Regions from separate parts of the Homo sapiens genome. Here region 2 is linked to region 1. The links are chromatin loops, found by intact Hi-C in ENCODE. Cell type or tissue: Caco-2. All regions are shown on one strand. Each heading gives the region's core, and the rest is flanking DNA. Links, peaks and the distances in the headings are about the cores only. Region 1 overlaps CADPS2 (calcium dependent secretion activator 2). Region 2 overlaps CADPS2 (calcium dependent secretion activator 2).

Region 1 (5,388 bases), core at 268-5,267:
GAGAAAATATTTGCAAACTATGCATCTGACAAAGATCTAATATACAGATATCTACAAGGAACTTAAATCAAGCAAAATCAATCCAACTCAAAAATGGGCAAAGGACATGATCAGACACTTCTCAAAAGATGTACAAGTGGCCAAAAAACATGAGCAAATGCTCAACATCACTAATCATCAGAGAAATGCAAATCAAAGCCACAATGAGATAGATACCATCTCACAGCAGTCAGAATGGCTATTATCAAAAAGTCAAAAAAACAACAGATGTTGGTGAGGCTGCAGAGAAAAGCAAATGTTTGTATTCTGTGGGTGGTAATCCAAATTACTTTAGCCACTATAGAAAGTAGTTTAAAGATTTCTCAAAGAAGTTAAAACAGAACTACTGTTACACCTAGAAATCCTACTACTGGGTATGTACCCAAAGAAAAATAATTCATTTGATCAAAAGGACACTTGCACCCATATGGTCATTGACACACTAATGACAATAGCAAAGACCTGGTATTAACATAGGTGCCCATTAATGGTGGGTTGGATAAAGAAAATATTTTATATATACATACACACATATATACCATGGATTATTACACAACCCTAAAAAAGAATGAAATCATATTCTTTGCAGCAATGTCGATGCAGCTGGAAGCCATTATCCTAAGCAAATTAGCACCTTAACATAAAACCAAATATCACACATTCTCACTTATAAATGAAAGCTAAACATTGAATATACATAGATATAAAGATGGGAATAGTACACTGGGGAATGATTGACCAAGGGAAATGTGGGCTGAAAAACTACCTATTGGATACTATGCTCACCACCTGGGTGATGGGACCATCCATATCCCCAACCTCAACCTCAACAACATGTAATATACCCATGAAACCATCCTACACTGTACCCCCTCCAAATCTGAAATTAAAAAAAAAAGAAAAGACAATGTAGTGTCCCAGTGCTCTACATTGTTTTTGGTTTTGTTTTGTTTTGTTGCTTACTTTTTTTTCAGACAAATGTGATCAAGTCATTAATTATTTTTTAAAAAAACAGACCAGGTGCGGTGGCTTATGCCTGTAATTCCAGCACTTAGGAAGGCAGAGGCGGGAAGATCACTTGAGCCCAGGAGTTCAAGACAAGCCTGGGCAACATAGCGAGAACTCCATCTCCACAAAAAGAAAAAATATGTAGTTGTAAATTGTCTCTTACAAACAAAACTACCAAAATTTAGAAATAACTCAAACAATTTCACTTACACTTAAGTAAGAGCTGTTAATCTGGAGATATAGATACAAAAATATGTTAGTGTTTCTAGTGAAGTTTGAAAAACTGTGGCCTTTTAAGATATTAAATGCTATTTTTTGTTGAAGCTGTGAGAAAAATATAATTTCTTTATATGCAAGTAACTTTTTATGTCTTTTGAAGAAATATGTATCAGCATTTAAGCAAAGATCATAATATATTTCATATTACATTTAGTGCATTTGAAGTATTGTTACAGTTTCAGTGTTCTTATGGTTTAGTTTTTAGGAGCTTGGAATGAGAGATTTCAGTTAACCTGGAACCCGTACTTACTGCATATTATTTTTCTTCATAATTACGTTAGTTTTTAATTTTAATCATTTTGATTTTAGACACAGTGAAGAGAAACTTGTTTCTGTTTGATTTTGAATCATATTAATCAATTAAAATTGTTTGTTAGTTTTATGAGATGACATAGAAACTCCTATATAACAAGGATTTACTTTAAGAAAATCTTGCCTGTTTTTTTAACTTATTTTAAAATGAATTTGGTTTTTTAAAAATCAACTTGGAAACATATTTTAGACAGGTAATCTCAGGCCTTTTGTATAGTTTTTCTCCCAAGAGAAAATTAACATGAATATCCTCAATTTAACATTTTGTGTATATCTTTAAAGAAAACAAAATAAGACTTCCGTCTTTCTGACCTATTGTTTGTACTAGAGACAGAGTGATCTTTCCTTTCCAAAGCTTACATCTGATCATATCACTCCTACACTTTAAACCTCTCAAGGAAGTCCCATTGTTGTAGGAACTAACTCCAAATTCCCTAATGTGGCTTGTGAAGAGTAACTTATGAAGTTGCCCTGCTTCTCTCTCCAGTCCTGTCCCTCACCCTGCCTCTTCTGGTATCCCATTCCAAAAGAACCACTGTGTGTGTCTAGTTTTACCTCCTCACCTCCAGACTTTTGGTGTTCTTTTATAGGAACATCTTCCTCTTTTTTTTTTTTTGACTCTTCATATAAATTGCCTTACCACCACTATCCTGTTAATCTGGTTTGCTTCTACTCATCTTTTTGAGGACTCTCTTTGAGGATGTTTTTAAAAATGTAACCTGGTCAATTTGTAGTTCTTTGGGAAAGTGACAAGTAAACTGTTTTCTCATTGGTGTTTAATGTTATACTCAATCGAATCTTTAGATGGTCCTTTACTAAAGTGTATTGTGCAGTCCAGGCTTCTTCGTGATGAGAGTGCAAAAGGAGAAAAAACTAAAGTCAAGAGAAAATTAACACTTAACATCCTCACTTTAACATTTTTATAAAGGGACTAATATTGAGTGAATGGGTGAAAAGGTATCATGAGTAAAGTTAAAATAAGTTATAGAAAAAGTTAAGGATTAGTTCATGAAGTGAAAATAATTTTCCATGTAAATGGGAGATTTCTAAAAAAAATGATGAGAGCACACTTTTCTTGTTTTCAGTCAAATTTAGAACAGGAGAATGGATTTCTAATATGGTGCCAATCCTTAAAAGAATGGAAGGATTTCTTGGCAGTATTAGTCTACTGGTATTAGAATGAGGAGTATATGAAGACTTAAGTGGTAGAAAGTTGTATCAGTCAATCAAAGAGTACTTTTATAGTTTAGCACTAATACAAACTTATTATTAAAGCAAAGGGAGTTTTTTTAAAGTACAAAGAAAGAAGTGAAACATTAGCATCTCACCCTCCAGAAATACATGGTGAGAACTTGAAAGAACAAAACAAGAGCTTCATCTTTCTGGAACTATTTAGGACTGACTTAATGATCAAGAAATCTAATTTCTTGATTTGGTGGTTTTGTGAGTAAAACCACAATGAGAAAGTACCCAAGAAATTTATCTGGTCTGCCAATCTAATTGAACAACCTCCTGTATTCTCTTTGTAATAGATATCTGATACAATCTATTAAACATTTTTCAGTCATTTAATCTTTGCCTTAGTCTGTGGGACTGCCTCAGTCTGTGGGTCACTGTATATAGATTAAGTAATTACATATGTGTAACTTCTGTTTTATTTTTAAGCTGGATAACGCAGATGAACAAGCAGCCCAGATCAGAAGGGAACTTGATGGCCGGCTGCAATTGGCAGATAAAATGGCAAAGGTAAATTATTAACTTGGACATACTGTATGACATTCCTTTCTTTACCTAGATTTCTGTGAGCTGAAAAAGTGTTTTGTATAGGTTAAAAAAAAAAGAGCCAGCATAATTTTAACATTTTCTCCTCTACACATAGACCTCTTAATCCCAAATATCTGAAAGCATGTTATCTAAATGAAGCATATTATTCATTTTACGTACTCATCCTTAATATGTGAACTGTTTAATTTTAATGATAACTTTTATAGACTTCTCTTAAAGCAATGCATGAGTTTCTCAAACTGCCAGATCTAGAAGAGTTTTAATGTTTTACTAAGCAAAATATAACCAGGGAGAAAAAACTCCTCCCCGCAAAATCATATAATACATTCCTAAGTATACAGTAAAGTTATTGGCACATAGTGGTTCTGACTAACATTTAATTGAATGACTAAATGCATGAAAAAATATTATTTTAAGTATCTAGTATGCAATCTGGCAGATGAAGTGTGCTTGATACAAGAAATTCATCATATTGTACTTATTTTATTTGTGTGATCACTGTGTATCGTGAATAGAGATAAATTTCAGACAAAAGGCATGAGTTTTTTCTAGTACTTAAGGTTTTTAGAGAGAATGGAACCCAATTGTCTAAATCATTCTTTAGTGAATTTATTAACTTACTTCAATGATATGAAAATTTTAGTTCTTTTCAATGGACTTGCAGTTATAGTGCTGTTGATTGCTCTGAACATAAGATTCTCTCCCTTTCCTTTCTGCTTAGCAAAAACTTCCAATATTTGATGGATAGTCTCCCTCTCTATTTCTCTCTCTCGTAACATGTATACAATAAACTGCACACATCTTCATTTTACAGTTTAATGAATGTTTACGCATACATCCTGTGTAGCCACCTCCCAGATCAAGATAATGAACTCTTCCAGCATTCAAGAAGTTATATCCCATACTAATTTTAACAATTATTTTTTTACTTCTGCAAAGAAAATGTGTATTTGTAAATATTAATACATAATGTTTTTAAAATGCTAACACTGTTTAAGTGTTTATTAAAAAGTAGAGGGAAAGTTGAGAAATTAGAAATAAATAATAAAATAGAGAAAAATGTAGATAATTGGGTAACAAGAATGACAGTAAGTTGTAAGAACCAAGCAGGAATTAGATCATGAGGAAGAATCTCTAGATGAATGAAGATACAGTGTGCTATAAATTAGGGGCCAAAGAGTTACATTTGCACAGAGGGCAGTGATTGAAAGGATAGCATGCCTTATTTTTGTCCTCTGGGTTTCTAGAAAGGTGGTATTTCATTCTAGAGATTTGAATGTGGATTTTGTAGAGTAGAAAGCAAGCAACTTGAGGCTATTGAAACCTTTAGAAAGAAAAATATTTTAATGCCAAGTCCTATCCTGTATTGAGCCTGGCTGGAAAAGAAATTGCTTTTCTGAGACCTAAAGCTAATAAAGAACCTGGAGAGATGTGCCTGACAGCAGCAGGAGGGACAGTGGATCTGTGTTCAGCATTTGAAAATTACCTACTTGTATATAGATTGTACCTGAGACTGGGCACATTGTCATATGTAATGCTTTAGAATAAAGTTTAAGTGATTTTCTAGAGAGTTATGGGACTGGAAGAAGAGACTCAGACGTATTCTCAGGTTCATGACTGAGAAGAAGGTGTGTTCATAAACTCCTGGGCTGAGTCAGAAGAAAGGGTTAGTGATGAACACACAAAGGCTTCTCCTTGAGAGAACCCTAATGGTTTCATCAGAGATGTTGATAGAGTGGAAAAAACATGGAGAAAGAAGTAAAGCTGATGGGGTTGGAAAGCAAAATATACCTCTAAAAATAGGATACCTTTTGATGAAAATATTGACATAGATTGAGCAGGTTTAATTGCTTTCCACTTCAAGTTCACCAAAGTGAAGCCGTCTTAATGAAATATTTTTAAGCCTAATAACAATTGACTGACCTTGCTGAATTATTTTCTGACAATAATCCTACAAACCTTGTA
Region 2 (5,388 bases), core at 286-5,285, 50 kb before region 1:
ATACACTAAATTTTTAAGATTTATTTTCTGTATTATTACAGTGAGGGCAAAACAAGAAAAACATTTTCTTTATAGAATAGATGGAAAATAGCCCAAGAAACATTCAGACTTTTCTATCACACCATGAAACACATTGAATGAAGGTGGAAGAGATGGCTTAGGCTGAAAATATGGCGTGGAAAGCTGGTATCTTCTTTGACTTTGTGGCTACGTGTAGAAGCTTTTCTCTAGAAATTCTTATTTGCCATTCCGTTGCTCCCTTTTCCATGATGAACAACAAGATTTTTCTTCCACTTTAGGGTCTCAGTCTTTGTTGCACAGTGTCAAACAGATTGGAAGCCCAGGTAGGGTGCAGTGATCTTTGTGTTTATACAAGAGGCTTGGTAAATCTTCACTTTCAGTCTCATAAGTACAAGGTTAAGGAGTATTTGCTGTTGGCTTAGGGAAATTTAAACTAAGCATTTAGTTGGAAAATACCTAGGAAGAAAGACTCAAAGATCTGCTATTAGCTGATATTAGAAGAAAAAAGCTTTAGAACGACTTCATAATATTGATAAGATTATGGTAATACCATGTGTATGTATTATTTTCCAAACAAGCAAACAAAAAAAAAAGCTTTATGCTTTTCAAATCCCATTTGTATTCATTTGGGTCTAGACTCATCTCAGTTCTTAAAACAGGATGTAAGAAGGCATAGACAGTTCAAGGCTTTATATTTGGTCTAAGGGTTTTATTTTTATTTTTATTTATTTTTTTTTAGATGTTGTTTTTTTTCTTTCTTTTATTATTATTATTATTTTTTTACAATTTCCATTTTATTTTTCTCCAGAGAATAACCTGTCTTCAGTCTTTAAGAACTCAGCTCCTTACATGGGCTTTGGTGGGGGACGTGGGGCAGCACCCGCAGGTCTAAATCTGGGTGGGGGTGTTCGGTCCTTGCGGGCTTCACGAGATCGATTCCTGACTACTTTGCTGTGAATTGCACAACTCACACAGTAATGTAGCTTCACATACAGCTTGGGAAGCACATAGGCATCGAAGACGCTTGCTTCAGAAATGTCCCTGACTGCTACGGCCTCCACTATGTTTCGAATGACGAATTTCTTAATGGCCTTGTCCTTGGGCACGCATCGGGCACAGTTAGTACAGCGAACAGGTTGCACGTGGCCGCGGCCCTTTTTGGCACGACCATTGTTCCTTCTTTTCTTTGTCATCTTGGAGGCACGGACCGGAGAGCTCTTTCTTTTATTATTATACTTTAAGTTTTAGGGTACATGTGCACATTGTGCAGGTTCATTACATATGTATACATGTGCCATGCTGGTGCACTGCACCCACTAACTTGTCATCTAGCATTAGGTATATCTCCCAATGCTATCCCTCCCCCTCCCCCCACCCTACAACAGTCCCCAGAGTGTGATGTTCCCCTTCCTGTGTCCATGTGGTCTCATTGTTCAATTCCCACCTATGAGTGAGAATATGCGGTGTTTGGTTTTTTGTTCTTGCGATAGTTTACTGAGAATGATGATTTCCAATTTCATCCATGTCCCTACAAAGGACATGAACTCATCATTTTGTATGGCTGCATAGTATTCCATGGTGTATATGTGCCACATTTTCTTAATCCAGTCTATCATTGTTGGACATTTGGGTTGGTTCCAAGTCTTTGCTATTGTGAATAATGCCGCAATAAACATACGTGTGCCTGTGTCTTTATAGAAGCATGATTTATAGTCCTTTGGGTATATACCCAGTAATGGGATGGCTGGGTCAAATGGTATTTCTAGTTTTTTAGATGTTTTATTGTTTTTCTTTTTGAGACAGTCTCACTCTGTTGCCCAGGCTGGAGTGCAGTGGCATTATCCCGACCCACTGCAACCTCCACCTCTCAGACTCAAGTGATTCTCATGCCTCAGCTTCCTGAGTAGCTGGGATTACAGGCGTGCACCACCACACCTGGCTAATTTTTGTATTTTTAATAGAGACAGGCTTTTGCCATGTTGGCCAGGCTGGTCTCGAACTCCTGACCTCAGGTGATCCACCCACCTTGGTCTCCCAAAGTGCTGGGATTACAGGTATGAGCCACCATGCCTGGCCTGGTCTAAGGGCTTTAGATTTGATATGAGGGGTTTAGATTAATCATAAGGGATTTAGAAAAGTTGGAAGGATCTTTTGAAAGCAAGTGTCTCCTAGTTTATAGATAAGGGTCTAGAGGTATTTCTTAACAAAATTTATTTTTTAGATAAAACAGATTATTTGCTATTAGTTTTAAGCTGTGATTCTTCACATTTGATAGGTAAAGAAATGGGATTGTTTAAACGAGTGTTTTTCAAATCTTTGGAATTCATGGATTAGTAAATAAAAACAGAGGTCAGATATTGTACTTTTTTTGTGTGCCAAGAAAGGTAATTAACCATTGCAACAACAATAAAACTGCCTTTGCAAAGATTATGACAGAGAAATCTAACATAGCTGACTCTATCTTGCTTCTAGCCTCATAGGCTGGCTGTCTTTGTTCATTCCTGTACATAGGTCAAGCTAATCATGGCAAAGATTTAGTTTATAGTTTAACTTGGAAGCAAAGATGATAATAGTCCCTCTCTAAAACTAAACCCCTTCTTTCTCAGGGACTAAAAACCATCTTTGTAAAACTAATGAAAGGCCACAAGATTAGGATTGTGAGAGGGGCCTGAGTTCTGCTATTGGGGGAAATTCAGCCCCCGATATTTCAATGTGGGTCCTTTGCTATGTTCCCTCAGTGTTGGCCGGTCTGAGAAATAAAGGGAAAGAGTACAAAAGAGAGAAATTTTAAAGCTGGATGTCCAGGGGAGACATAATATGTCGGCAGGTTCCGTGATGCCCCCTGAGCCGTAAAACCAGCAAGTTTTTACCAGCAATTTTCAAAGGGGAGGGAGTATACGAATAGGGTGTGGGTCACAGAGATCACATGCTTTAAGGGCAACAAAAGATCACAAGGCAGAAGGTCAGGGTGAGATCACAAGGTTAGGGCGAGATCACAAGGTCAGGGTGAAACTAGAATCACTAATGAACGTCCACGTCCTGCTGTGCACACATTGTCATTGATAAACATCTTAACAGGATTCAAGAGCAGAGAACCGGTCTGACTAGAATTCGCCAGGCTGGAATTTCCTAATCCTAGCAAGCCTGGGGGTGCTGCAGGAGAGTAGGGCATGTTTCATTCCTATCTACATGTGCATGAGGCAGACACTCCCAGGGTGGCCATTTTAGAGCCCCCCCCCCCCAGGAATGCATTCTTTTCCCAGGGCTGTTAATTATTAATATTCCTTACTGGGGAAAGAATTCAGTGATATTTATCTTACCTGTTTTCGGTAATAAGAGAAATATGGCTCTGTCCTGCCCGGCCCACAGGCAGCCAGACTTTAAGGTTATCTCCCTTGTTCCCTGAAAATCACTGTTACCCTGTTCTTAAGGTGCCCAGATTTCATATTGTTCAAACGCACATGCTTTACGAACAATTTGTGCAGTTAACGCAGTCATTACAGGGTCCTGGGCAACATACATCCTCAACTTACGAAGATGACGGGATTAAGAGATAAAAGACAGGCATAGGAAATTATAAGAGTATTGATTGGGGAAGTGTTAAATGTCCATGAAATCTTCACAATTTATGTTCTGCCATGGTTTCAGCTGGTCCCTCCATTCGAGGTCCCTGACTTCCTGCAACATTCTGCTAAAATGTAGGCATAATTTCTGTAACCCCTTACTGTTCAGTAGTCCTATGGCCAGAGGTCACAAGATTTGTGACTTCCCTGAATTGCTCCTATAGATAACATCACTATGTAGAACCTAAGATCGGCCTTTTGAGGTATCTTTCACATTTTTGCATTTTTGACCACCAACTAAATCCACCCAGACCCACAGTAGTGGTGCAACCCATCCTATGGCCCCTACTCAGAGGCTAAGTGCAGGAGGACCATTTCCCACACACCTGTGATTTCACCTCTAAGCAGTCAACATTCCCCATTTCCTAAACCCTTGCCCACCAAATTATCCTTACAAAAAACGTAAACTCCAAGCCTTTGAGAGATTAATTTGAGTAATAACTCCCATCTTCTGTGTGGCCAGCCTTGCATTAATAAAATTCCTTCTCTATTGTTATAGCACAGTCTCAGTGAGTTGGTTTTGTCTGTGCAGCTGTGTGGGAAGAATCCATTGGATGAATACAGCAACAAAACCACACATTTACAGTTAATAACATTGTATTACAAAAAGTGACTTCTTGTACCTACAGTTTCAACTATTAGAATATTAAAATCAGCTTTATTAAAATGGACTTTGAAGTCCTTGTATTTTCTTTTTTCACTTTGAATTCATGAAAACTTCATCCCACACTGGTCAGCACAGCAGCCTTTAGATTCAATAACTTTCCAAAGTCCATTACCACAAGGACCTAATGATTTCCTTTAAAATTTGAGTGTCTAATGATACTAGACACTACAGAGATTTCAAAGATGCAGTTTGCAGTCTTAACAAGAGAGACATACAATGATGTGGTATAAGACAGGACAGCAGTGTTTTATACCTACACAGAGCATGGGAAAGTATTAAGATGGCTTAGAATAGAGAAATACCATCAAGCTGCGGAATGCTTGACAAACAGGTGAACAGGAGCATTCTCCTGCCTAATCCTTACCAATCCATTTACTCATTGGCCCTTCCAGCTCAGCCGAATGAGCCACAAATTGATAAATTGCTGAACTTGATTGCATGGTGGTGAAAAAGGGAGCTCTAGAGTGAGACTGGGCTTAAATCTTGACTCTTCCACACTCTGGCTGTGTGATCTTGGCCATGTCTCTTTACTTCTGTATGCTTTTTGGGTTTTTATTGTTGTTGTTGTTGTTGTTTACCTTTAAGATAAATACTAGCACCTTCTTTATGCAGTTGTGAGGGTTAATATACATGAAGTCCCTAAAATAAATTTTAGCTATTTGCAAAATACAGTTTTTATCATGTGACTCTCTGCCTTAAATATTGATGGCATTCCATGCTCCTGGGATAAAGACCAGAGCACTTTCCAGGCCTGACAAAGCCCACCCGTCCTCCTCAGGCACCTCCCATTCCACTGTACTCTCAGGCCCTTCACTGCAGCCCAGGGAGCTGCCTTAAGGCCCCCTTAGATAGGCTGTGTTCCCTCTACCCACTGTCTCCTGGCCCCTTGGTTCCTTTTGATTTGCAAATTCTTTGTCTTCAGATCTCTGCTCACCTCCTCAGGGAAGCCACCATGACCTCCTCAGCTAGATTCAAACTTTGTTACAAACTTATAGCACCAGAAATTCTCACTAGTATTTATCAAGCCACAGGCATATTGGTTTGTATAACCATTTGTTTGCCCCACTGTAAGCTCTA

Evidence for each region. A loop is a pair of places that touch in the nucleus more often than their neighbours do. Peaks named below come from ENCODE experiments on the same cell type or tissue, not always from the same donor. Only the 100,000 strongest peaks of a DNase experiment are listed, where the experiment ranks them.
Region 2: it touches region 1 in a loop (7-fold over the local background); 3 of 110 quality-filtered maps call a loop at or near these places.

Annotation. Positions count from the first base shown.
Region 1 is chr7:122,627,244-122,632,631 of GRCh38, reverse strand. CADPS2 (calcium dependent secretion activator 2) reads left to right here. Exons shown (of 30, transcript NM_017954.11): 4 at 3,304-3,384. Among named protein-coding and RNA genes, the nearest start is that of RNF133, 69 kb to the left of the region's middle. In Caco-2, for the core only: no CTCF peak of the experiment used is centred there; no DNase peak of the experiment used is centred there.
Region 2 is chr7:122,677,141-122,682,528 of GRCh38, reverse strand. All of the region lies in intron 2 of CADPS2 (calcium dependent secretion activator 2), which reads left to right. It also overlaps the pseudogene RPS26P31. Among named protein-coding and RNA genes, the nearest start is that of RNF133, 19 kb to the left of the region's middle. RefSeq lists an enhancer at 2,792-3,348. In Caco-2, for the core only: no CTCF peak of the experiment used is centred there; a DNase peak (open chromatin) is centred at 3,168.